Linked DNA regions of Homo sapiens: regions 1, 2, 4, 5 and 6 are each linked to region 3. Evidence: chromatin loops called from intact Hi-C (ENCODE). Cell type or tissue: endothelial cell of umbilical vein. All regions are shown on one strand. Region 1 overlaps CRIM1 (cysteine rich transmembrane BMP regulator 1). Region 2 has its middle 33 kb from the start of CRIM1-DT. Region 3 has its middle 380 kb from the start of CRIM1-DT. Region 4 has its middle 24 kb from the start of VIT. Region 5 overlaps VIT (vitrin). Region 6 overlaps VIT (vitrin).

Evidence for each region. Hi-C counts contacts between places; a loop is a spot of excess contacts. Peaks named below come from ENCODE experiments on the same cell type or tissue, not always from the same donor. Only the 100,000 strongest peaks of a DNase experiment are listed, where the experiment ranks them.
Region 1: it touches region 3 in a loop (4-fold over the local background); 2 of 110 quality-filtered maps call a loop at or near these places.
Region 2: a loop joins it to region 3, with 10 times the contacts of the local background. A loop is called at or near these places in 23 of 110 quality-filtered maps.
Region 4: a loop joins it to region 3, with 7 times the contacts of the local background. A loop is called at or near these places in 19 of 110 quality-filtered maps.
Region 5: it touches region 3 in a loop (5-fold over the local background); 4 of 110 quality-filtered maps call a loop at or near these places.
Region 6: a loop joins it to region 3, with 19 times the contacts of the local background. A loop is called at or near these places in 4 of 110 quality-filtered maps.

What each region holds. Positions count from the first base shown.
Region 1 is chr2:36,457,745-36,461,744 of GRCh38, reverse strand. The region is part of intron 4 of CRIM1 (cysteine rich transmembrane BMP regulator 1); the gene reads right to left. Among named protein-coding and RNA genes, the nearest start is that of CRIM1, 100 kb to the right of the region's middle. RefSeq lists silencers at 265-559, 685-979 and an enhancer at 2,468-3,147. In endothelial cell of umbilical vein, a CTCF peak has its summit at 1,707 (motif pointing right); DNase peaks (open chromatin) are centred at 254, 774 and 1,734; H3K27ac peaks cover 3,886 bases.
Region 2 is chr2:36,320,621-36,324,620 of GRCh38, reverse strand. No RefSeq gene overlaps it. Among named protein-coding and RNA genes, the nearest start is that of CRIM1-DT, 33 kb to the left of the region's middle. In endothelial cell of umbilical vein, CTCF peaks have their summits at 2,066 and 2,267 (motif pointing right); a DNase peak (open chromatin) is centred at 2,300; H3K27me3 peaks cover 299 bases.
Region 3 is chr2:35,971,111-35,975,110 of GRCh38, reverse strand. No RefSeq gene overlaps it. Among named protein-coding and RNA genes, the nearest start is that of CRIM1-DT, 380 kb to the left of the region's middle. In endothelial cell of umbilical vein, a CTCF peak has its summit at 1,780; DNase peaks (open chromatin) are centred at 1,200 and 1,740; H3K27ac peaks cover 1,135 bases.
Region 4 is chr2:36,670,216-36,674,215 of GRCh38, reverse strand. No RefSeq gene overlaps it. Among named protein-coding and RNA genes, the nearest start is that of VIT, 24 kb to the left of the region's middle. In endothelial cell of umbilical vein, a CTCF peak has its summit at 1,806; a DNase peak (open chromatin) is centred at 1,845.
Region 5 is chr2:36,783,788-36,787,787 of GRCh38, reverse strand. VIT (vitrin) reads right to left here. Exons shown (of 16, transcript NM_053276.4): 12 at 512-659. The region is part of intron 1 of LOC124905990 (a long non-coding RNA gene); the gene reads left to right. Among named protein-coding and RNA genes, the nearest start is that of VIT, 89 kb to the right of the region's middle. In endothelial cell of umbilical vein, a CTCF peak has its summit at 2,410 (motif pointing right); a DNase peak (open chromatin) is centred at 2,447; H3K27me3 peaks cover 769 bases.
Region 6 is chr2:36,769,020-36,773,019 of GRCh38, reverse strand. The region is part of intron 7 of VIT (vitrin); the gene reads right to left. All of the region lies in intron 1 of LOC124905990 (a long non-coding RNA gene), which reads left to right. Among named protein-coding and RNA genes, the nearest start is that of VIT, 74 kb to the right of the region's middle. RefSeq lists an enhancer at 2,167-2,216. In endothelial cell of umbilical vein, a CTCF peak has its summit at 2,125 (motif pointing right); a DNase peak (open chromatin) is centred at 2,139.

The DNA of each region.
Region 1 (4,000 bases), 490 kb before region 3:
CTGTCAGGTAACAAAAGGGGACCCCATCATGACCCATATTTGCCCAGGAAGTCTGTTATATCTACAAATGATATGAGTCCCATGTAGTTTTAAAAAATTCTTCAGTAAGATTATTCTAGATTCTCTGGTTAACACACACTGCAGGAGGTATTCTTCCCTTTCACCGATGGGAACAGGAGTTACACAGCTTAGTCAAGTGACCTGATTTTAAATAGGGTTTCCTGTTCTCTGTGTTTTCCACTAGAAGAGACTAGATTTTCCTCTACTGAGTCATGAACAGGAAATGCTGAACTACAGAAGAACTGACGCATGCAACCTGTACCGTCCTCACCACATTCTTTCTCTTCATTTTAATTCTTTTTGTCCTCCCTAATCTTTCCCTCCCTTTATCCCCATCTCTGGATAAGGAGCAAGCAAAGGAAAGGAGAACACAAAAGGGGCAGAGCAAACAGCATTTCATGAGAAAAGCTGCAGTGAGCTGATTTCAACACTTACCCCTCATTTCTGAAGCCCTCTCCCCAATTTCCAGTTCTAGTCCAATCTCCCCCTGCCCACGTCTCTGTCTCTCCCAAACCATGCTACACCCATCCTAAGGCTCAGTTCCCAAACTTCTGCAGTCAAAATTTATCTTCCATTACTCCTCATTTTATGTATCACTTTCTCAGCCTAGCATTCAACACTCTGAAGTCCATATAACCCTTTCTCAATTCTGTTTCCCAGTATTTCCCTTCATTTTCCATTGCTACGGTCATGCTCTTTTCTCCAAATAAGTCCGCACTTTGCTGTCTCTGCACTGCCTGCCCTAATGGCCTCTGCACATTCCTCATCCAGCCCTTATGCCCAGTTGTCTTTCTAGGCCAACCTCGGATAACAGCTTCTTCTCTGAACCCCCAAACACCACACTTTTCTTACAGCACCCTCTTTCTCTATTTTGTGGTAACTTGAGGACTCACCTTAACATAAGCTCTTCTAGTACCTATCATGTCTAGTCATATAAATGTTTCTTAAGTGGAAGTGAACTGCAGAGGAACAAGACAGGAATAACAGTAACACAACAAAACAAAAACACAAAAGAAAGTGAGGAGAGCACTGAGATTTCTCTACTGTGAATTCATAAAGGCCACCCCAGGCAGAGCTATTTGCATGACCTTGAGCAGAAGTGCTAAGGTTTTAAAAAATGAAACAAAACAGCTTTATTGAGATATAATTCACTTACGATAAGTATTCACCCTTTTAAAGTACACAATTCAGTGGTTTTATACTCACAAGGTTGTATAACCATCACTAGTACCTAATTTCAGAACATTTTCATCATCTCAAAAAGAAATCCTGTACTCACTAGCAGTCACTCCCTTTCCCCTGATCTCCGGCCCTTAGCAACCACTAATTTATGTTCTGTCTCTATGGACTTGCCAATTCTGGATAGTTCATATAAATGGAATCATACAATATGTGGGCTAAGGGCTTTTTAACTTCAAAGAAGATGCAACCTGTATTTGCAAGTAACCAGAAAAATAAAGCCTCTAATGTAATCCTTAGAGTTAATATAATGATCAATCGAGGTACCACATTAATAAATTTTTGCATAATGTAACCACAGCTGCAGCCAGGTGGGACTTGGTAAAGCTGTCTTTTTTTTTTCTCAAGTAGGTAATGGATTCAAGCTCAGTGGGCACCTGAGTGCCTGAGTACAATGGAACTCAGAAATCATGGAAACCCCTAGAGGGCACTCACCCCCTTAGGAGGTTCTGCTGACTGAAGGGCGGTGAGTACACATTTAAGCTTTCCCTTCATGTCCTTTGCTTCCTGGACTTCACAGACAATCCCAGGCAGGCCAGAAGGTCAGAGTCCGAGCTCCTGGGCATAGCTTGCAAGGTGCTCCTAAGTCTGCCTCTACCTGTTATTAGTTTCCATATTCTACTGGTTCCTGCACACACCCTACACTCCAGCAACAATGATGATCTGATGTCACTCAATCACCTGCCACCACCCCTTATCACTCCAGCCACAGCTCATGTCCACCCAGCCTCAAATCCCTGCCTCTCCCTTGCCCCTGGTGAATTCCCCACAACCTTAAGACCATCTACCCTGTAAGACCTTCTCTGGTCAAAAAACAAACAGGATTAATTTTCCCTCCTCTGACTTGCAACAGTACGTAACGGTAGTAACTCTTGAAGTGCATCGGCCCATCATACTAAATCAAAATCAGACTGTTTCTCCTGTGAATTCCTCTAGTGCAGGGGGCATGTCTTACTTGTCTTATAAATAATAGTAAAAAAATGATAAAGGTACCCAACCAATAATCTGAAATAAACTTTTTCATGGATACTAAGTCAGGGGTTAGACCATGTATTGTTTTATATTTTTTATTTTTATACATTTTAGACTGCAAGCTTCTAGGTACAGTGCTTTTCAAAATTAGTATGTGGAAGGAAAGACTATGGAATGTGTTTAAAATGCAGATGCCAGGGTACCCACTCAAACATTGTTTTTCTGCAGGTTTGGGGAGCGGCTCCAGAATCTGCCCATATAATAGGCTCTCCAGGAGAGTCTGCTGATGGGAATTTGCAATCCACTTTCCAAGAACTTTGTGCCTAGATGCGCAAAGCCTGGGTGGTCACAGTTTAATTTGTACTTTCCACTAAAAAAAAACAAAAAAGCAAAAAACAAGTACAACTAGTTTTAACATTATAATGAGAACAATGATTACTAGTACTTGTTTTAGATCACTTACAAAGACTCCTTCCTGCCTGAATACCATTGCTTAAAAGTGAGAGATACCACGAGGGAAGAAAAGAACAGAAATATTACCAATTTATCCAATACTGTCACCCAAAGAAGAAAAATGTGTGACTGCTAGCAAGCTACTTAAACTCTTGCAGACTGTTTTCTCATCCATAAAGTGAGACAGGTGGATCATAATAAACTCTTCTCTAAATATAAAATCCTTTGATTCTATCACTGCCATTCCCATTCCCGTCACTGCTGCAAACTGACCTCAGCTCATCCTCTTCTCACTCACCTGCACCCTGTCCTTCAGGAACATCAGTCACCTTGTGTCCCTTACTCCCCTGATCCTCCTCCTCTCCAAGCACCTCAACCTTCAGGCCCAGCTCAAGATAGGGCCTTTGCACTGGTGACGTTTTGTTTTTCGTGGGGGCATAATAATTATATAACTTTTTTTTCCCTACTAAAGAACTCTAAGCAAGGCCGGAAAAGAAACAACATGCTAGATGCTGTTGTCTCCCTACCACTAGGCATGTTTCAGACCCTACATAACTAAGCGCAAGGGTCAACAGTTTGTTTTACTACAATGACCAGAAAAACCTTAAAGGAAGATAACCTACAGGAGATTCCTGGAGGAGGCCACAGGGCTAGGAGTCCTGTTTGCCCCTCCCACAGCCCTTTCAGCAAAGAACAGGAATGCCCCTCAACCTCTGCCTCGCCCCGTCACCCCAGAGGTATCCTCCTGGTGTGGGTGCTGATGTTATCCTAACATTCCCCATAGTAGGCTCCTTCTGCAGAGGAGGCAGCTCGGAAGCAGCAAGCCATCATATTCCTCATCTTCCCCAGCAGACTCTGATCTTCCTCTGCCCGTATCCTAGAGGAAAACAAGTCAGTGAGGTCTTCTGGAAAAGATTTCTTTCAATACTGGATCTACTACACACCGGAAGTGAGTGCTTGAGGCCTTCAAAAGTGGAGACATGACCGCCTATAAATTAAAAACTACTTACAGGTGGGTGGGAGGTCGCCCTTTAGTCAGGAAACAAGGATAAATGAGGAGCAAAAAGGGCAAAGCCCTTGTGTTACTAGGATTCTACACAGTGTGTTAATGAAATAGCTTGTCGGGAATGGAAATTATAATGACATATAAAACACAGTGCTATTCTATAAAAAGTAGCTGCAACTTTAATTAAATTCGATGTACTATCTTTCTACTGATTAAATTTCTTACTCTTTCCAGGAATGTGTAAGTTTTTTTTTTTTTAAAGGCTGCAAA
Region 2 (4,000 bases), 350 kb before region 3:
GTTTGATGCTCATTAAAAAAACTGCAATGCATTTTGGGGTTGAAAAACTTACAAAGTAATGGGTTGGGAGAGGTCTTCTAAGTCCAACCAGATAGAGTCATGCCTGTAGAGATGACGAAGAGAAACACATTTGTCAATCATCAGAGTCCACCTTTCAATTTTGTGGACAGAAAGTATTCTCTGAATCCTATTTGGCATGAGCTTTTAAAATCAATTATAAAATGTAATGAATTGTTACCAGGTCTCAGGTAAAAATTGGCCTGGGACTTGCAAAGTTTGGGGCCAGTTAACCTTTAGTTTATAAAGCTGGGAAAACCAATTCTCCCAGGTTTCTACTAGGATGTGTATCAGGTGAAATTCACCCCCAATATTTCATGTAGATTCTTTTCTATTTTCCCTAAGTGTCAGCCAGTCTGAGAAATAAAGGGAAAGAGCACAAAAGAGAGAAATTTTAAAGCTGGGTGGCTGGAGGAGACATCACATGTCGGCAGGTTCCGTGATGCCCCCCGAGCCGTAAAACCAGCAAGTTTTTATTAGTGATTTTCAAAAGGGGAGGGAGTGTACGAATAGGGTGTGGGTCACAGAAATCACATGCTTCACAAGGTAATAAGATATCATAAGGCAAATGGAGGCAGGGCAAGATCACAGGACCACAGGACTGGGGCGAAATTAGAATTGCTAATGAAGTTTCAGGCATGCATTGTCATTGGTAACATCTTATCAGGAGACAGGGTTTGAGAGCAGACAACCAGTCTGACCAAAATTTATTAGGTGGGAATTTCCTCATCCTAATAAGCCTGGGAGCGCTACAGGAGACCAGGGCTTATTTCATCCATCAGCTATGACAATAAAAGACAGCCATCCCCAAAGCGGCCATTTCAGAGGCCTCCCCTCAGGACACATTCTCTTTCTCAGGGATGTTCCTTGCTGAGAAAAAGAATTCAGCAATATTTCTCCCATTTGCTTTTGAAAGAAGAGAAATATGGCTCTGTTCTTCCTGGCTCACTGGCAGTCAGAATTTAAGGTTATCTCCCTTGTTCCCTGAACATTGCTGTTATCCTGTTCTTTTTTCAAGGTGCCCAGATTTCATATTGTTCAAACACACGTGCTCTACAATTTGTGCAGTTAACGCAATCATCACAGGGTCCTGAGGTGACATACATCCTCCTCAGTTTACGAAGATGACGGGATTAAGAGATTAAAGTAAAGACAGGCATAGGAAATCACAAGGGTATTGATTGGGGAAGTGATAAGTATCCATGAAATCTTCACAGTTTATGTTCGGAGATTGCAGTAAAGACAGACATAAGAAATTATAAAAATATTAATTTGGGGAACTAATAAATGTCCATGAAATCTTCACAATTTATGTTCTTCTGCCATGGCTTCAGCCAGTCCCTCCGTTCGGGGTCCCTGACTTCCCGCAACAGATGTGAGCTAATTTATTTTAACTTCTCCCACCAAATTCTTTCCTCCAGTATTATTTTCCAGCATCTACTCTTATTACCTGTTTTGGTGGCCAAACTCAGTCATGTGTATTATAATTTTTTGATCCCCCAAATGGAATTTATAAGATTTAAGTCTGATACCTTCTAGTTGGCTTCCCTCCATTTTCATTTTGTGTGTTACCTAAAAAGAAGTTCTTGTCAACGTAGACCCTTGGAAGCCAAATTCAAAATTTTCTGGAGCCTTCTTTAGAAGATAATCTATTGGTAGGAGGAAGTACAAACACCTCTCTTAATGTACCATGGAGGAGTTTTCCAGTGGTTCCTGGAGAGCAATCAATTACCAGGATAAATTCAGATTTCCCAAGTACATTATACACTTCTCAGCCCCTTAACTTCTCCAGTCCAACCAGGAGTACAGATGGGCTAGTGGAAAAGTTCACCGGGTGAAGTGTTAAAGGCAGAGTGGGATCTTGTGGAGATGAACTCTGGCATAAACTCAGAAGACTCCAACTACAGAAGCCACTGATTCTTTGAATTCTGATGGATTGGATACTTTGCTTTGTTGCTGCCTTTTCTATTCCATATTTGGACAAAATTATTGCTCTCACACATCAGAATCATTGTTCCTTTCTAGTTGGTGACATCTATGGGCTGCTCAGATATTAAATATTAATGGTCAGAAAGATGTGGTATTGGAATCAAGACCAATTAACAACTCAGTTTTTTCATAGTTTAGGAATCTGTAGGAAGAAGAAAGGATGCTTCGCGAAGCCTGAAACACACACACATACACGTTCTTCTTACTCTTGCTACTAAAGGAGTTCTGGAGACCACTAGGTGTCAGTCTGCACAGATCCCTACACTGGTGGATGCAAAGGCAAGAAAGAATTCTATTCCTTGGAAAAGCTGTTCTTTCCCTTGGGAGACAAAGGCACAATACCACACACAATGAGTTTGATTTCCTCTTCCTTGCCAGAGAAAGTCTTTTATTTAGATCAGAAAGAAAACCCTCTTGGGTCCCTTCTCACATCAATCTTCTTCTTCTTCTTTTTTTTTTTTTTTGAGTTTAGAGCAAGGAAAAGCTGTTTCTTCATGAAGAAACACATGTTGAAAGCTGAAGAGTCACGTATGGGGTCTTCCTGTAGGAGTCACACCCAGTCAGGTGCAGCATCTTCTTAGATTCCTGAGCTCTTCTCAGCAGAGCAAACTTTAAGAGAAGAAGGCCACTTTCATGGTGTAATTTGAAGCTATGACTGCAAGTATTTCCCCTGCCTCAAATATCCACTCATCAGTGGGCTCTTCCTACCTGGAGTGATGTTTGCTGTTTGCACCAATGAACTCTTATCCCTGGGTTATGTACATTATGTAAGTAAAAACATTCTTGCTTAGATGTATATGCTACATGGTGCTCCTCAAGAGCACATTAACGTTAAATCCAGTTATGTCACAATATTGTTTTAAGTTATATTATCTATATATCCCCTTGAAAGACACAGAGAGTATAGATTTGAGGGTGTATGTTTCAATTAATAAAGATAATGGGAAGAGGGACAGGTCTTGATCAAGGCAATCAAACTGGACAAGATTAGGCTATAGGAAACAGAGAGACCAATTTGATCAGGGAGCAAAGAGGGACACTATTCTCTATCCTTGCTCAAAGTTACTTATCTTTCTATCTTTATTACTCTTCTATGGGCACCCCTTTTCTCTCAACTAATTTGGAAGATCCAGAATGATCCCTATTTGGGATTATTTAATTCATTAAATTGTTGATAAAGTGCACAAAAAGGAAGGGTAATATGTGTTTTCCATGCACTGGGCACTATATTTTGTTATGCAGCAGTAGAAAACGAATGCGTCTGGTGTATCAGAAGCTGATGGAAAGTGATTTGTTTATACCTTTATGAGTTTAAACATTTTTATGGTATGTATGCATTACTTTTGTTTTATTGTATATTTTTAAAATTTATTAAACTTCAAGTGGACATAATTGAGTTGTGGTTCTCAGTTCACAGTTAATGTTACTGTTAATTGTGAAATGTCCCTATCTTATTTTTTTATTTCCTCTTCATCCTGTGTCTACTTCTCCTACCTGATAGACATCAATTTATAGATTTGTATATATGTAATATATATACAAATATATATATTTTATGCACATATATAATATATACAAATATATATATTCGTATATAAATACATACAAATATATATATTCGTATATCAATATATACGAATATATATATTTGTATTGTATATATTGATATACAAATCAAATATATTATATACTTGTTTACATATATATGCAAAGATACACATGAATCTTTATAAAATGTATAGTGGTATTGGTGGATGTGTGTGTTTTTAATATACATAAGCAAAAATTTGGCTATAAGTTTCATTCTGCTTCTGATTTTTCTGTATTAACTAGGCTTATAATATCTATTAATGTTGTCTATCATTCAACATATGCCCAGGAATGGGACTGCTGGACTGTATGTGTTATGTTACTTAATTTCACTAGGTACTAACAGATTGTTTCCTGAATGGCT
Region 3 (4,000 bases):
AGTGAGGAATAATGTGTGGAAAAAAAAGAGTATTCAAATAGGAAGACAGGAAGTCAAATTGTCTGTTTCCAGATGACAAGATTGTATAATTTAGAAAACCCCATCGTCTCAGCCCAAAATCTCCTTAAGCTGATAAGCAATAAAAAATAAATAATTTTTAAAATAAATAAATTATCTTTCAAAGCAAATTTCTTACCCATAGTTAGGATAATGCTCTTGCTATATATCTCTAGAATAACCTTTAAATAACTTTAAAATAAATGATTCATTTTTGTTAGAGGCAATAAAATAAAATGAGATATTTAACATTTAATTTACAGTTCTACATGCATTTTCAGATTCTGCTTTACTGTGAGGACTGTTACTATAGTAAAATAAACCCTAATGTAAAGAATGTGATGGGGTCATGTGTGTGTGTGTGTGTGTGTGTGTGTGTGTGTATATATATATATATATATATAAAATTAAATAATCTGGTATAATCTAGAATTCATTTTTTAAAAGAGATCAGAAAAATGCTGCTTGAAACAGGTGTAAACCATGGATGATAAAGTTCTTTGTTGCCCAGGGATGTTAAATGGATTACACAGTAATGTGAAAGTGCCAATCCTATAGTTAAGGTTGAAAAAGTCATTTCCATTTAAAATTTCTATTTCTTATATGTATATATTTTAAAGTCTTGTTTGCTGAAATTTTTCATGCTTCATCTAAATTTTAGCCACATATTGTGAGGTTACAGAAAACTTCATTTGGCCAATTCTGAGGCATCTAAATGTGTCCACAAGGGATTCGGCATCAAGCCTGATGCAACTTACCTATTTATATTCATACATGTTAATGTGGGATCCCTCCCTCCCTACAATATAATTTAGCTCTTACTGTGTGCATAATTTTATATTTTGCTATTTAAAACGCATGGTCATGATCATTTTGCCATTTTATTAAATATTAAATATTATTAAATATTAAGTTTTAGATGTTTAATGATGATATTTTTATTATTTTTTATGGTTAATTACATCATTTCAGTTTTGTTTTGGTTTCTTTTTGCTATTATAATTAACTCTGTGAATAAAACACCTGTTGTAACAACGTCATTAAGTGCCTTGGAAATTCAGTGCTTAAACAATGACTGGCAGGTGTCCAGCTATGACTGCACAGGAACTTTGTCTCTGATGGGACAACACCAAGGCATGACTTCAACTCCTGAGTTTCCCTGAAGAATCAGCTGACGCTTGCCTGGAACGTTCCCTGAAATCGCACCCTTACTTGGCTTCCTCTCTTTTTCTCCTTCTACTTCCTTCACTTGTTTACCACTTTCCCATGGGAGCATTTCCTTGATAAATCACTGGCAATAAATCCCTGCCTGGGGTCTGCTTCTGGGAAAACTGCCCTAAGACATCTTTTCATAAACTTATGATTATTCTCATAAGATAATGTCTTAGAATTATTCAATCACAAGGTCTACACCTTTTTAAAGTGTTTGATAGATACTGCCTATTTGCTCTCTGGAAAAGTTGTATGAACTTAAGTTCCTGCCATCAACATACACATGCTCCTTCCATAGCACCCTCTGGAGTATTATCAATTATCATTCGAATAAATCCTTGTCTTGTTAATAAGTATATTTTATTTTCAGAATTATTTTGGGGGCTCTTTGCTGAGAAGCTTCTGAAAAGAATTTGGTCAAACTTTTCTGAGATTGTGAATGGTTACAGTATGATGCTTCTACCATTCCTGGGAACAAAAGGCTTCATCTTGTCTGGAGGTAGAGGTGGGCCCCTAGTGGCCATATATGTGCTATGTGGAGACTCTGATCCCATGTTATATCTAATGGGACTTGGAGTAGACATCTGATTAATTTGGGTCCATTGGATCCTCTTTTTGTGAATATGAAACTGAGAGTTAAAGCCAGAAAGTCTAAAAAGCCACAGAGACCAGAAAATGTAGGGAGTGGGACTATATTTATAGCAGCAACCTAAAAAGGAGATCCGCCAGTTCACATGTAACAATGGACTGGAATAGTGGGCTTAAAAATGGATTCATGCTCAAATATGAAAGTATGATAATTAAAGGAACTGGTGTGGCTGAACAGAGAGTAAAAAAGGGACTCCTCAATAAATGATACTGGGAATACTGTTGAATGGAAAGGTGAATATGAATCTCTACTTCATAACATACACAAACATCAAATTCAATTGGAACAATAACAAATAACAGAAGTAAAATTGTAAAACTTCAGAAAAGAACAAGGGAGAATAAAGGCACATCCTTGCAGTATAGAGGAATTTTTATACAAGACACAAAGAGCTCTTATGATAAGGAAAAGACTGAGAAATTTGCTTATATTCAAATGAAAAACTTCTGGTCTTCAAAAGTGACCATTGAGAGAAAGAGATAAGCCAAGCTATTTGATAAACATCATAACCAAGATATTATTAATACCCATACTATATAAAGAATGCCTATAAATTTAAAAAGGCAACATTGTAGAAAAATGGGCAATAAGTATATATAGATACTTTTTGCTAGGGGAAATATGCATGACCCACAAACATATGAAAATATGCTTAGCCTCCTTAGTAGTCAGGGAAAGGCAGATTAAGTACAATAAAATAAGATTTTCATCCACCATAGTGGCTAAAATTTATAAGTTGGATAGAACTAAATATTGATAAGTATGTTGAGCAATGGAAACTCTCATGGGCTGTGTTTCAGAGTGTATTGAAAAGAGCTCTTTGAAAACCTATTTGAAATTATCTTTTAAGTTTTAAAATTTCCATACCAAAGACTTCGAAAATTTCACTTGTAGATACACAGAGCTTACAGAAACAGGGGCACGTGTATACCTGACGATGTGTATAACACCACCCTGTGCAAAATTTTTGTAATAGCAAAAAAGTGGAAGCAGCGCAAATGTTCATCAGCAGTAAGATGGCCATACTATATTTTAGTATATTCATATGTTGATAGATCATAGAAAATGAAGCCACAGCTACATGCATCAGCACATATGAATATCAAAAATAGTGTTTAGTATAAAAGCATAGACTATACACAGTAAACATGTCAGCTGGAAATTAAAAGTAAAAGAACACATATATGTGTTCACGTATAACACACACAACTAGAAAGACAAGTAAAACAGTAATAATTAACACCAAAAATTAAGATTGCGATTAAATCAACCTAAAGAGCCTGAGCAGAATAGTCATACTGCCGGGCTGAGGAAGTAGAGGATTAAAGTTCCAGTCTGCTGAAACTGCAGGTATGGAACAGCATACCTAAGGAGAGGAGCTGAACGGTGAGGAAAATCCAGAAGTTTGTGGGAGTTCCTCATATATAATTGGCCAAGGATTGAGCTGCACATATGCAGGGCAGTATTCACAAGACCTAGAAGAGATTTCCTGCTTCAAGGCTGAGAGCTAGAAGAGGTCAACTCATATTAGAGGTCATGCAGTTTAGGAAGACATTGGAGAAAACCCTGTTCCAAGCTGCAGACAGCTAACTTCTTGTTGTATATTCACATGGTCAAGAGCAGAGCAAGAGAGCTCTCAGGCATCTCTTTAACAAAGGCATTAATCCCATTCACGAGGGCTCCACCCTCATGACTTAAATTACATGCTAAAGGCTCTGCCTCCCAATATCATCACACTTGTTGTTAGGATTTCAACATACAATTTTGAGGGGACATAAACATGCAGTCAATAACAAAAATAATAGACCAAAATACAATCATATCAATAATATTAAATGAAAATGGACTAAAAACTCCAACTGAAAGGCATAGGTTGTCAGACTAGATAAGTATCAAGAATGAGCTCTAAGCCATCAACAAGAGAGATATTTCTGTTTAAAGTAAAAATTCAGAAAGCTTTATTTATTCCGCTGTTCAGTCTCTGCTTTCAAGATATTGCCTTAAAATTAAATCATCTTTATCTACCCTTAGCTATATTAATACAACTTTTAAGTTACGCCTCTCATTCCATCCTCTTTGAAC
Region 4 (4,000 bases), 700 kb before region 3:
GCACTTGTCAGAAGAAGATTGCTCAGGTCACCAACCGATCAAGTTTCCTGAAGATGAGCACATAATCCACAATTCAATGTCAGTTTCTTCTACTTCATGTATTTTTTTCTACAAGATTCTTCATTTTTCAAAAGTCTCAAAAGAAGGTCCACATTCATTCTTATCACTTTCATCTTTAAATGTTGCTTCCTATTTCTTTCTGGCAGCCTGGAAATCCTGCCTTAGTTAAAGTATAAAATCGTGACAAGTACATGTCAGTGAGGATTATTTCTGAGTGGAACTAAATGGGCTCTCTTAATGTGCTGAATAACAACATGCCAAAATGATCCTTCAGATCAGGAAACAGTTAAGCAAATTTTTTTTCTGCTTATGTTTCTTTATTGTTGGCATTTTGTGATTTATCTAGTAACCCGTTATCTGTAGTCGTACACGCTCCTATTTTTTTAAATCATCTTCTTTAAACCATTGTCATCTATTTGACTAATTTCAGAGCACTTTGTCTTTGTAATGCCAGCCAGTGCATCTGTGATTCTTTGCTTTGCAGCATCCACTGCTCCATCTACGCTTTCAGTTTCTCTGTAGTGTTTACAAACGTATAATTTGTCAGGTATCATAGTGCATCTTGCTTTAACCATCGTTATTTATTCTTTAAAATGAGTTAGTGCCATTTTATTTATAACTTTTTTCTTTTTTTGGCTTTTAATATCTGTAAGTATCATTTATAACTTGTAAAAAAAGTATTATTATTATTGTTATGATGAGACTACCACTACTCTTGAAATCTTTTGCTCTAGGTTTCTGCTGACTTGTACTTCTTCAATGATGGATGGTGTAACATATTTTAACAGAAACTCAATTTTTTTGATGCTTTGTTCATTGATTTAGAAACTCATCTGGCTGGATAGTCCTGCTTTTCGTCTTTCATATGATTTTACTTTTAAGTTTTAGTTTAAGCTCGGAGGTGGTGTCCTCCACAGAGTAGTCCTATAGATTGCAACAAGGGGACAAGCAGACAAAACCAAGTCTTGTGAAAAAGTGTTTAAGGTTCTGGAGATGATTCACCTAAAAAAGAGAAGACTCAGGAATATTGGGGCAATGAGGGAGTGGGGGAATAAACAAGGAAGGAGTTCTAGCCTTAATATGCGGAGGAAAATGTTAATTAGAACCATGCAACAACCTGATAGATGACATTACAGATGAGGTGTTTTTTTGTCAGTAGGATTTGAAATATCAGGCACAATCTTTAAGCATGGACCCAAGATTTTGCTCCATTTTAGACTTGTAGAATGTGCATTCCACAACAGGAAGAAAAAATATGCGTGTGAATTATGATATATACTGTTCTCTTAAAATTTAATTGTTTCAATCATGAGATGAAGCTTGAAAATAAGGTGCCATTATATTTTATAACTATTTTCCTCCCACATCCTTAGAAGAAGAGATTTTTCTGTGATATCGCCTATGTTCTTTTTATAGTTTTTAATGTACTTACCTTTGGGGCACGATATGTAGAAAAATAAGGCAGTACTTTTGACAAGTAGCGTTTATTTTCTCTTTACTCTTTGGAATAGTCATTAAAGTAACAAGTTAGGAAATATTAAAAGCATTTTGTTTCTAAGAAATATACATTCTTCTATAAGTATATTTACATATTCATGGATATGATTGGTTCTTTGTTTTTGTTAACACCTAAAGAAATTTAGTTGTAGTTTCTAAACTAGAGAAAGTTTATCTTATAAAGAAAACAAAACAGAAGAAAGAATAGCAAAGCCTGGATTAGCTGTCAGTTGTCCCACAGTTCCACAATGGGGCACTATTGAGTTTTGCAAGATGCCCTTTAGAGAAAGGGAACCTTGACACAAATGATCACCTAAAAGGCACTAAGTTGATTTCTCGTAAATTAATTATGTAATACATAGTTTTCTTTAAATGGAAATAACAATTCCTCACTAAAAAGCTGAGTATATGTTTGTATAATCTTACTTCAAATATATCACAATCTTCTTTTAAATGGTATTAATTGGGCCTGAATACTTTGGAGACATGAACAAGTCTATGCTTTCTCTTTAGAAATGTAAAAATATGCTAGTAGTATGCTAGATTAGAAATTCTCTTCTAGACTTTGGATTTGTGAATATGGAAAGAATTATTTGAGTATTTAGATTATTTTTAGTCATCTAAAGTCCCATTAATTTGTAGTCCTTTCAAATATACCACTTTGCACTAATATTGGGTTGAGACGATGTCATATATAAATAACCAGCTAATTTGATGACGACAGCAAACTGGTTGTTCAGCATTGTGTAGGCAGATCAGATGAATTATTTATTGGTTCTATTTTCTTTTGAAGTTGTTCTTTGTCATCATTAATGAATGTATAAATGTACAGTATTTAGGTATGCATTTTTCTTACTAATGTTTTTTATTCCTGCTGGATGAAAGAGCTTTTGTGTAAGAGAGCAATTTTGAGAAGAAAAGGGAGAAGAAAATGAATGTGTTATGTAAAACATGGTTTTGTTTTTCTGTCTTGCTTCGGAGAAGGGAGATGTATCCTCTGGTGGCATCTTGCTCTATCCATTTTTGCCTGTTAGCAGAATTACCCACCTGGTGAGGAGCACATTGGAGAAATACATGGTACATTTAGGTGGGAGGAGTGAACAAATGAGAATCCACTATACTGAGAGACAGGGTAAACATTTCATAAATTCTGTACCCACGATATTAAAAAAAAAGCACAATTATTAAGGCGTGAATAGCATCTTCCATGACACATAGTACGCCTGATGAATAAGAAGGCAAAGTCACAGTGTGACCCAACCGATCCATGAGATCTTCAATGAGTCAATGCAATAGGCAAATTTCAGAAGTGGAAATAACAGAATCCACTCTGGTTAGTTTAAGCATGACATGGATTTGTTAGAGAACATTGGGAATCTCACAGAATCTCTGAAGAGAATGTAATTTACCTGGCATACATTTGGTGAGAAGAAACTCAGTCACATTTGCTGTGTTCTACTTTCTATTTATTGAAATTCTGTCCTCATTTTGGGTGCAAATCAAGTCTTACTTCCTCCTGGAAACCTCTTCTGGCTCTCCCAGTCCTGACTCATCTTACAGAAGTGTGGTATTTAGAGACGTAAGAGACTTCAGAGACATTCAATCCAAACTTGATCCCAGTGCGACCTGGAGTATCCCAGGAAGAATGTCATTCAGTTTCTGCTTACCTTCACTACAGAAGGACAAAGCTTTGCCTGCCAGCCAGAGGAACCTCCTCAAATGTTAAGTACTTAAAGTTCTTTTCCCAATGGCCTGGAAAAATAATATGTCATTTTTATGTTGTTCCAGATATGCCAGTCTCTGAGTACCATCATGGCTATAATAGCACCTACCGTCTATCTCCCCTCTGGAATGTCCTGAGAGACAGGACATTTCCTTAGTCCTTAGTCGTCGCAAACCCAGCACAGTGCCTGGCAATTAATTAATAGCCATTGAAGAAATACTGGTTTCTACATTGATAGTTCTGGGGGCTGGAATGGCTTGTGCTTTCAGCCTCTGCAACATTGTTCTGTTACAAATCTCATCTGAGCCCAATGAAACTCTTTCTTAAAGAATATCGCATGCGTATACCAACTAGAGCTCATTTAATGAGTAGAAAGAAAGCCAGAGTAACTTCTTTCAGGGATTTAAAAAACTGAATTGCTAGCACTTTTAAAGGATTAAGGCCAGTGTTTAATCATCCAAACTAGATTTTTTTTTCTGGAATTAATATCAAGCTCATCTCTCTGTTGTTTCTGTACCATGTTTTGTTCCTTTCTTTGAAGTTCAGGCCTGCATGTCTGTCTGCGGCCTGAGACATTCCTCCCATTGTCTATGATCTTGTAACTCTTACCTGAAGTGGCTTTGATATGACATTGACAGGTTTCTTCTGCACTCTGGTTATTTGAGCCTGAGATCAACTCATTTGGCCTATTACCTCTTCCTTGCCTGTTGAAGGCCATGG
Region 5 (4,000 bases), 810 kb before region 3:
TAAGGTTATTTGGAGAAAAGAGAAGATACAACCTAAAGCACCATGTTCTCTAGGCGTCTAACCTATAGGTGGATAGGTTGTAGCACAGGGTGGAGTCCCTCAAACAAATGCTGTAATAGGGTTGAAAGCAGATCCAACCTTCATGATCTACAGATGAGGAAACTGACAATCAGAGAGGCGAAGGCCTAGCCCAAGGCCACAGAGCTGGTTATTGGCTAAGTTAACACTCACACGCATCTCTCCTGTTTTCCAGACAAATAAATATTCTTGAGTGCAAATGCCATCTACTTACAAGTGTTTTTTAATCTGTCCCTTCCTTCAGGAAGTCTCAGATTTCTTAAAGGCATCTGGATTCCTTCAGTTTTTTCATTTACATTTGCATTAGGGAAGAGAACAAATCTGTGCTCAAGGACATGTTGGTAATATTTGTGGCATAAAATTAAGCACGTGGCATAAAATTAAGCACATGGCATGACTTCCTTTCTGGATTCAGAACATTAACTGCACTTACCCATACTGGACAACACCCATCAGTGGACCGGCAGGGCCAATGTCAAGAGCTTGGGCAACATCAGCCAGGAGCTGCTTCTGGATTCGGAATCGCCGTTTGCCAATGCTGGTGCTCCCATCAATTAAAAACGACAAGTCAATTTTGCAGTCTGCGGAACGGAAAAAGACTCTATTATTCTCATGATCTCTCACTGCATTTACCTGGGCATCCTCTTGTTCCTCTTTCTCCATCAGAGCCCCCTGAGAAATGAAAAGAAAGGGAAAAAGAGGTAGGAAGATGCAGGGTATATTTATTTACATCCCACAGGGGTTTCCCTGAGCACCAGGGTCTTGGACACTTAGGCTAGTCCTTATTTCCATAACTGTTTAAAACTCTATGTATCTGCCACAATTATGGGTTTCAGAAGCAGCGACGTCCTAGCCAAGCTAGGGAAGGCTGTCAATGGTTTCCTAGGCTAAGATCTTGTAAGTGCAGACTCCCCGTTGTGAGAATTCATCAAGACTGAGTCGCAAGAGCGTGTGGCTTTTTGCTCTCATCCTAACTTTTTAGAAACCAGTGTTGGATTTTTATAAGGTGTGAGAGATCTGCAAGGCCAGCACTGAGGGAGGGCAGGAATTATAGAATAAGAAATTGATATCAATCTTCTCCTTCATTTCCCTGGGCGAGGGAACCAAAGAAATTATCTACATATATGTATAGGATGTCAGCCCTTGTTCGTAGCTATCCGAGATTTTTTTTCTTTCTTTCTTTTAGTTGTGATGAGGACCAGGATAGTTATTCTGCCTTAGGATCTCTGGATCTCTGTGGATATATGAAGGTTATAAGAGAGGTAAAGGGATGGATGGGCTGCAAGCTCTTTTCACCCTTTCAAACATCAAAAGGAACTAGTGAAAAGCCACACAGGCTAATGGAAATTAGTGTTTCCTTTGCGGTAGACAGGAATGATATCATCTCAGTATAAAACTGACTATTCAGTGCTGATCAGAGGTTCTTATTGGGAGCTATAGATCCCTTTGATTAGTAAAAAGTGAAAAATAAATTATTTAACAGTTGCAATTTAGAAGACAAAAATGTTTCAAAACAGAGCTCCATATAGGAAAAAAAAAAAAGAGTGAGTAAAGTTGGAAATTTCTAGGCTGGTGTATCCGAGAGGACACTGGGGCACTGCCCATTGTGGGTGGGGAGCAGCGGCCAGACGGACCTGCACCTCTCTAATCTGCACACAACCACCCATGTTCTCCACGGTGCATTGTTGCCACAGAGCTGGAGTCTTCCCATTCTTCAGGAGGAGAAGCTCTGTAGGTGGAGAGGGTTGTTGCTGGTTTTAAAAAATTGTTTTAAAGATGAAAGCAATAAATGAACATGAGTTGACAAAGTTTTGAGCAGAAGAATTGATGAGAAATATTTATTGCTGAGTGCTACTGCAGAACTGTGATTAGGAGAAAAGTTATACCTGAGAATGTGTTTTATTATCTTGCAGTGTTGCATGGCAATCAAAACCAGGGAAGTAGGAGATGAGAGGGACCCGTCTGGCACTGGCTGACTTCACTCCATCTAGAATCAGGGCACCTGTTTGTACCTTGGCTCAGTAGCAAATCTCAAAAGAAAAGCTTTTACCTCCTGTCTGCCTGGGCGTTCAGTGCCTACCAATTCATCCTTTTCAACTGGCTTCCCTTGTCCTTTGCTGTCCCCAAACTGCCTATACCCAAGCATGATCTTGAGATGAAGAATGAAAGAGGCAAATAAAGTCCAGAAGCAGAGTTGAAAAATGCCACTAAAACCTGGGGTAAAGGAAAGGAGAAGCAGCATGTGATTCTCATATGCAGCTTATCATGTTGTGGATTCCCAAGCAAGGCCAACTCATTTTTTTTTTCTGGCGGGGCTTGCAGTGTGAATTGTTGCCAGCAGGTGGCAGTGGAGTTCTTCAGGGTTTGCCGCCTACTAGCACCTACAGTTTGCTAGACTCTCAGGCTCCACCCAAACCTATAGAGACAGACGTGCATTTTAACAAGATCCCCAGGTGATTCCTGTGCACAGTAAAGTTGGAGAAGTAATCCTGAGGTGGAGTTTCCCTTCCAGATGTCAGCAGATTAGTTCAATATACCTTTTGGAATAAAGTATTTTTGGGAACAAGTGTTAATTAGAGTAAGGGCCAGAGGGGATTTTCTTTTTACATGAATAAAGTACATGGATATTGTAGCATCTATTTTGATTCCTCACAGGCAGTTTTTCTCCTTATTTCTTACATCTGGAATTGTTTTCAGGATTAACGTATTCATCTTATAGTTAGGTCTTAAGAAGGTGAGCTGTTTCTCTATTTGCTTAATTCTCTTTACTCACTGGCCTGATGGCTGATACCACGGTTACTTTTGCTCCTCTTTTAAATGACAATGGTTCCAGCTCAGGGCATGTTTTGACTGAGACCCATGACTTTCTTATATAGAGGTGAAAACATTCTGATCTGAAGATGCCAGCATCAGTGCTAACAGGTAGAATTGGGTTATACAATGTTCAGTGTGAGCAATTTATTATGGCTAAAGAAGAGATCAGAGGTTGAAAGTCAAGGAAGAGAAAGTAAGATATAGTATCTATGGGAATCACTCTATCAATGTATTTAATTGCTGTAGTTTCCTTCAACATGGTACCATTTTATAGACTAATGCTTTGTGTTGTCCAATACATCAGGCCAGTGTTTCTTAACTCTGGATACATACCACAGTCATGTACATATCAGGGTTGCTAATGCAGCTTCAACAAATGAAGACTCCTGGGATTCACTCTGTAAAGTGCTTCTCAAGGGTAAATGTGCAAAGGAATCAATCACTGTAGAACCAGCAGGTCTGTGTTTCTAACAAGCTCCCTGGTGATGCTGATGCTGATTCTGCTGGTCTCCAGACCACACTTTGGGTAGCAAGGTCTAGGGAGAACCTGATACAGTAGGTATGAGGCAGGAAGATGGGCATCTTTAATAATGTCTTCAGGTGATTCTCATATGCAGCAAGGTTGAGCCTCACTGTCCATTGGTGGCTGACTAGTAGTGACTTTCTAGCGGAATATGCAGGTGCTTTCTTTCCATACCTTGCAGGCTACTACTATGTCTTTCTCATTTTCCTTGTTTTTCTCTGGTTCTTCCTTTCTGATATCCTCAGGTGGTTTCTCCTCCACCTAGTGTTGTTCTCCAGGCTTAAGTCTTCTGTATCTTCTTACTTTACTGTGTCTCCCTAAGTCACATTTTCTGTTCTCATAGCCTCGGTTTCGAACCATAGCTCATTGTCTTACAACTCTAAATTTCTGATTGGGCTGTTCCTTCTGAATGTCAGACCTGGGTAGTCTTCTCTCTACCAGATCAAATGTCTCGAAGAAAATGATAGACATAAACCTGCTTCATCCCCAGTGTTCCTCATTGTAGTACCATTTACCTAGTCGCTCAACTCATCTTTAACTTCTCCCTCTCTCGAACCTCCACCTTCCATCTTATAGATTCTCCCT
Region 6 (4,000 bases), 800 kb before region 3:
AAACACACTTCAACATTCATTATTTATTGAGCAATTTCTCTAAAGCAAGGTTTTAAAAGGGAGAAGGGAGATAAAACATTCTGTTAAGAGAAATGCAAAGCCTTTGGAAGGGAAAGAGAGGCACGTAAAACCCAGCTGACGGAAATAACCAAATGTCATGAAGGGGAAGAGCAAGAGGGCATGGAAAAAAATATCAATTTGTCTTAGAACTGGAGTTATCCAAAATCAGCTTTTGACTCTTTTTGTCTATGTTCCAATTATTTGACACAATTTCAAAGTAGGTTTCTTTGTTTGTTTGTTTATTTTTTGTTTTCAGTCAGGCTCTCACTCTGTCCCCCAGGCTGGGGTACAGTGGTGTGATCATAGCTCACTGCAGCCTTGAACTCCTGGGCTCAAGTGATCCTCCTGCCTCAGCCTCCTGAGTAGCTGAGACTACAAGTGCACATCACCATGCTCTGCTAAGTTTTTGTTTTGTTTTGTTTTTGAGATGGAGTTTCGCTCTTGTTGCCCAGGCTGGAGTGCAATGGCATGATCTCGGCTCCCCACAACCTCCGCCTTCCAGGTTCAAGTGATCTCCTGCCTCAGCCTCCCGAGTAGCTGGGATTACAAGCATGTGCCACCATGCCCGGCTAATTTTGTATTTTTATTAGAGATGGGTTTTCTCCATGTCGGTCAGGCTGGTCTTGAACTCCTGACCTCAGGTGATCTGCCTGCCTTAGCCTCCCGAAGTGTTGGGATTACAGGCGTGAGCCACGGAAGTTTTTTTTATTTTTGTAGAGTCAGGGGTCTTGCTCTGTTGCCCAGGCTGGTATTGAACTCCTGGCCTCAAGTGATCCTCCTGCCTCGGCCTCCCAAAGTGTTGGAATTAGGGAGGCATGAGCCACCACGCCCAGCCTCAAAGCAGCCTTATTTTCTGTTTAATTATGCAGATAACATAGGCTTACTGTAAAAATAAGATGATATACTATGCATAGTAAGCAATCACCTTTTATCCTCTAGCCAGCAGTTACTGGTATACAATTCTGGCATACAGAGTTGTATCCCTTTTTCTGTGGGATGTACATGCTCTCATGTACAACACACGTTGCAAAAATGAGATTGGTTCCCATGCTGTTTTGTAGCCTGCTTCTTTGACTGAATGATCTGCCCCAGGCCAATTCTCTTGTGGCACTAAGCGCACATATTTCTCAACATTTTACTACCTGTATAGTAACTTCTTTAGCCATTCTTCTAGTGATAAATAAGTAAATTATCTCCTTTAAAAAATTATGAACAGCATCTGTTCTCACCCCGGGTTGATAATTACCTTAGGATATATTCCTGGAAGTGTGAATTCTGGGTCATTTCTCCACACTCTCATCCAAACTGTGTATTATCGATTTCCAATGAGAGTTGCTGAGAAATGATATTTTGTTGTTTAATTTGTACTTACTTGATTCCTGGTGAAGCTGAACATCTTTTTTTTTTTTCTTTTTCTTTTTCTTTTTTTTTTTTGAGATGAAGTCTCACTCTATTACCCAGGCTGGAGTGCAGTGGCACGACCTCGGCTCACTGCAACTCCTGCTGCCCGGGTTCAAGCGATTCTCCTGGCTCAGCCTCCTGAGTAGCCGGTATTACAGGTGCACACCACTGCATCTGGCTAATTTTTGTATTTTTAGTAGAGATGGGGTTTCACCATCTTGGCCAGACTGGTCGAACTTCTGACCTCGTGATCCGCCCGCCTTGGCCTCCCAAAGTGCTGAGATTACAGGCGTGAGCCACCGGGACCGGCAAAGCCGAACATTTTTATAACAATTTTTTTATTGGCCATTTGTAGTTCTTCTGCTGTGGCTTGCCTGGTTATGGCCTTTCCCCATCTTTCTTTTGGAATATTTGTCTTTTTCTTACTATTTGTAAGACTGGATTTTAAGAAAAGCCTTCTCCAAATACCTTAAGGAAGATAAGCTTTCACTGGTGAGATGAGTGTTGGTAAGGGAAACTGTATGTGGAAGGAATGAGCTGTGATAAGATGCTGGCCTCTCTTCCTGCCTCAAATTTCACTTTCTCCCGCTTAGCGGTCCTTGGTCAGAAGGTGGAGCCCAGGGTAGAGAGGTGGAGGATCTCTGTCATCGCTATTCCCTGCCACTAGGCGGCGCTCTTCTCCCCTCCCTGGTCTACCCTTGGTTGTGGACAAGTTCAATGCTAGCTCAGCTGAGGCAACCATGGCATGTCTTGAAATGAACCTGATTAAGAAAACAAAGGAAGACACAGCCACTCCACCTCCTTAGCCTGTGGTAGATTCACCCAGACCTGTAGCTGAACCTGGAGGGATTTTCTGTCTTTTCCAGAACTCTTTCCTAAGCATATCTATAGATCTGGCTCTCCCGGCTTCCCCCTCTGATGCCATTGTCCTTGGCCTTTCCCATGAAGAACAGCCTCCTTCCTGCACCTGTAGGAAGTCTCTATTGCTCTGGCTTTCGGCTCCCTTACCCCCAGCCTTGACTCACTCCCTTCTGTCTTGCTGGTGTGCACATTTATGGGTCAGTTAAGGGGCCATGATGCGGCTTTGGTGTCCAGCCCCACCTTCCACCTGCATCAGCTCCTCTGCATGGGCTGGAAGAACCCCTGTGTCTTCCTGCTATGTACTTTCCGCTCTCCCTTGAGCCCTCTCCAAGTTCCCATGTGTTGTATCAGAGGCAGATCTTGATCCCATTGTGGAGTACAAATGACTCACAGACCCCAAACACAGGTAGCTCCTGTTTTGGCTACATACCCTTCAGGTGTCCTAAGCCGAAGCGACTTGCTGCAGGGATCTTGATGGGATGTGTTCATCGATGTAGCCCAGATTTAGAACAGTGCCTGACACATAGTGGGCATTCCATAAAACGTTTGTTGAATGAATAAGTGAATTAGGTTTTGCTTGAACACCCTGTCCACAACCAGTTCTAGAACCTTTTGCCTACAGCCACATATATAAGAGGAAAAATCTTTAATAAGTGCAATAACAGCAGCTCACTTGTCTATCACAGTATAAGGAGATTTGCTTTCCAATTTTCAGCCCATTTGAAGGAAAAACATGACTTATCTAAATATTATTTAATATAGTTGGACTGAAATATCACAGCAAATATCTATAGCCTTAAGATAGGCATTCATGCAAGTCAATTGGCTGCCTAGTGCTGGGGAGGAGGGGTTGGGGAAATGATGAGTAACTGTTTATGGGCACGGGATTTCTTTTGGGGGATGAAAATGTTCTAGAATTGATTGTGGTGATGGTCACACAACCCTATGAATATACGAAAAACCATTGATTTGTACTTTACATGAGTGAATTGTATGGTTTCTGGAAAGTCTCTCATGAATACTTTTATTTTAAGAAGACATAAGCAATTAAATATTAATTTTCACTTCTTTTTAGGCCTTCAGAAACTCCTTTGAATAGGCAATACAACTTTTAAAAAGCTCTCCCCGCTTCCCCAGTTTGGTTCCTATCCTAGCCATTGTGGTGCATGCTTCATGGCTTGCTTGCTCCGAGCGTTTGTCTAGCAGTCTGTGGATCACCATAGAAGTGGGCTCTGGACAAGGATGAAGAAGGAACACTGATGGGCCAGGAGGCTGTTGTCCAAAGCTCCTGTTCCCAAGCCAGGAATAAAGAAGCTTTGCCAGGTTAGGAGCCACTACTTCAAGTTTCTTAGGTTTTCCACCAGCAGAGCCCAACTTGCAACAGATTTCCAAGCTCCCAGCGTAGCCAAATAAATATGCCACATGTTTAATTATATGTGTTATGTAAGAATTTAAAGTCCTCTAAGGAGAAAACAGGAGCAAACAACTAACTCAGATACTCAAAAATCTTTGAAAGAATCAAGGCATCTGAAGTCAAGAGCCTGAAATTTTAGAAAGGAGAACTTCTGGCTACAGAACCCCTGTTAACCCTTGCCATCCAGCATCCTTCCTGTTTCTCTTTTGCTGTCAAGTATTGTGCACCTGTGTTAATATTATCCTGAGTTAAACAGGAACAGAA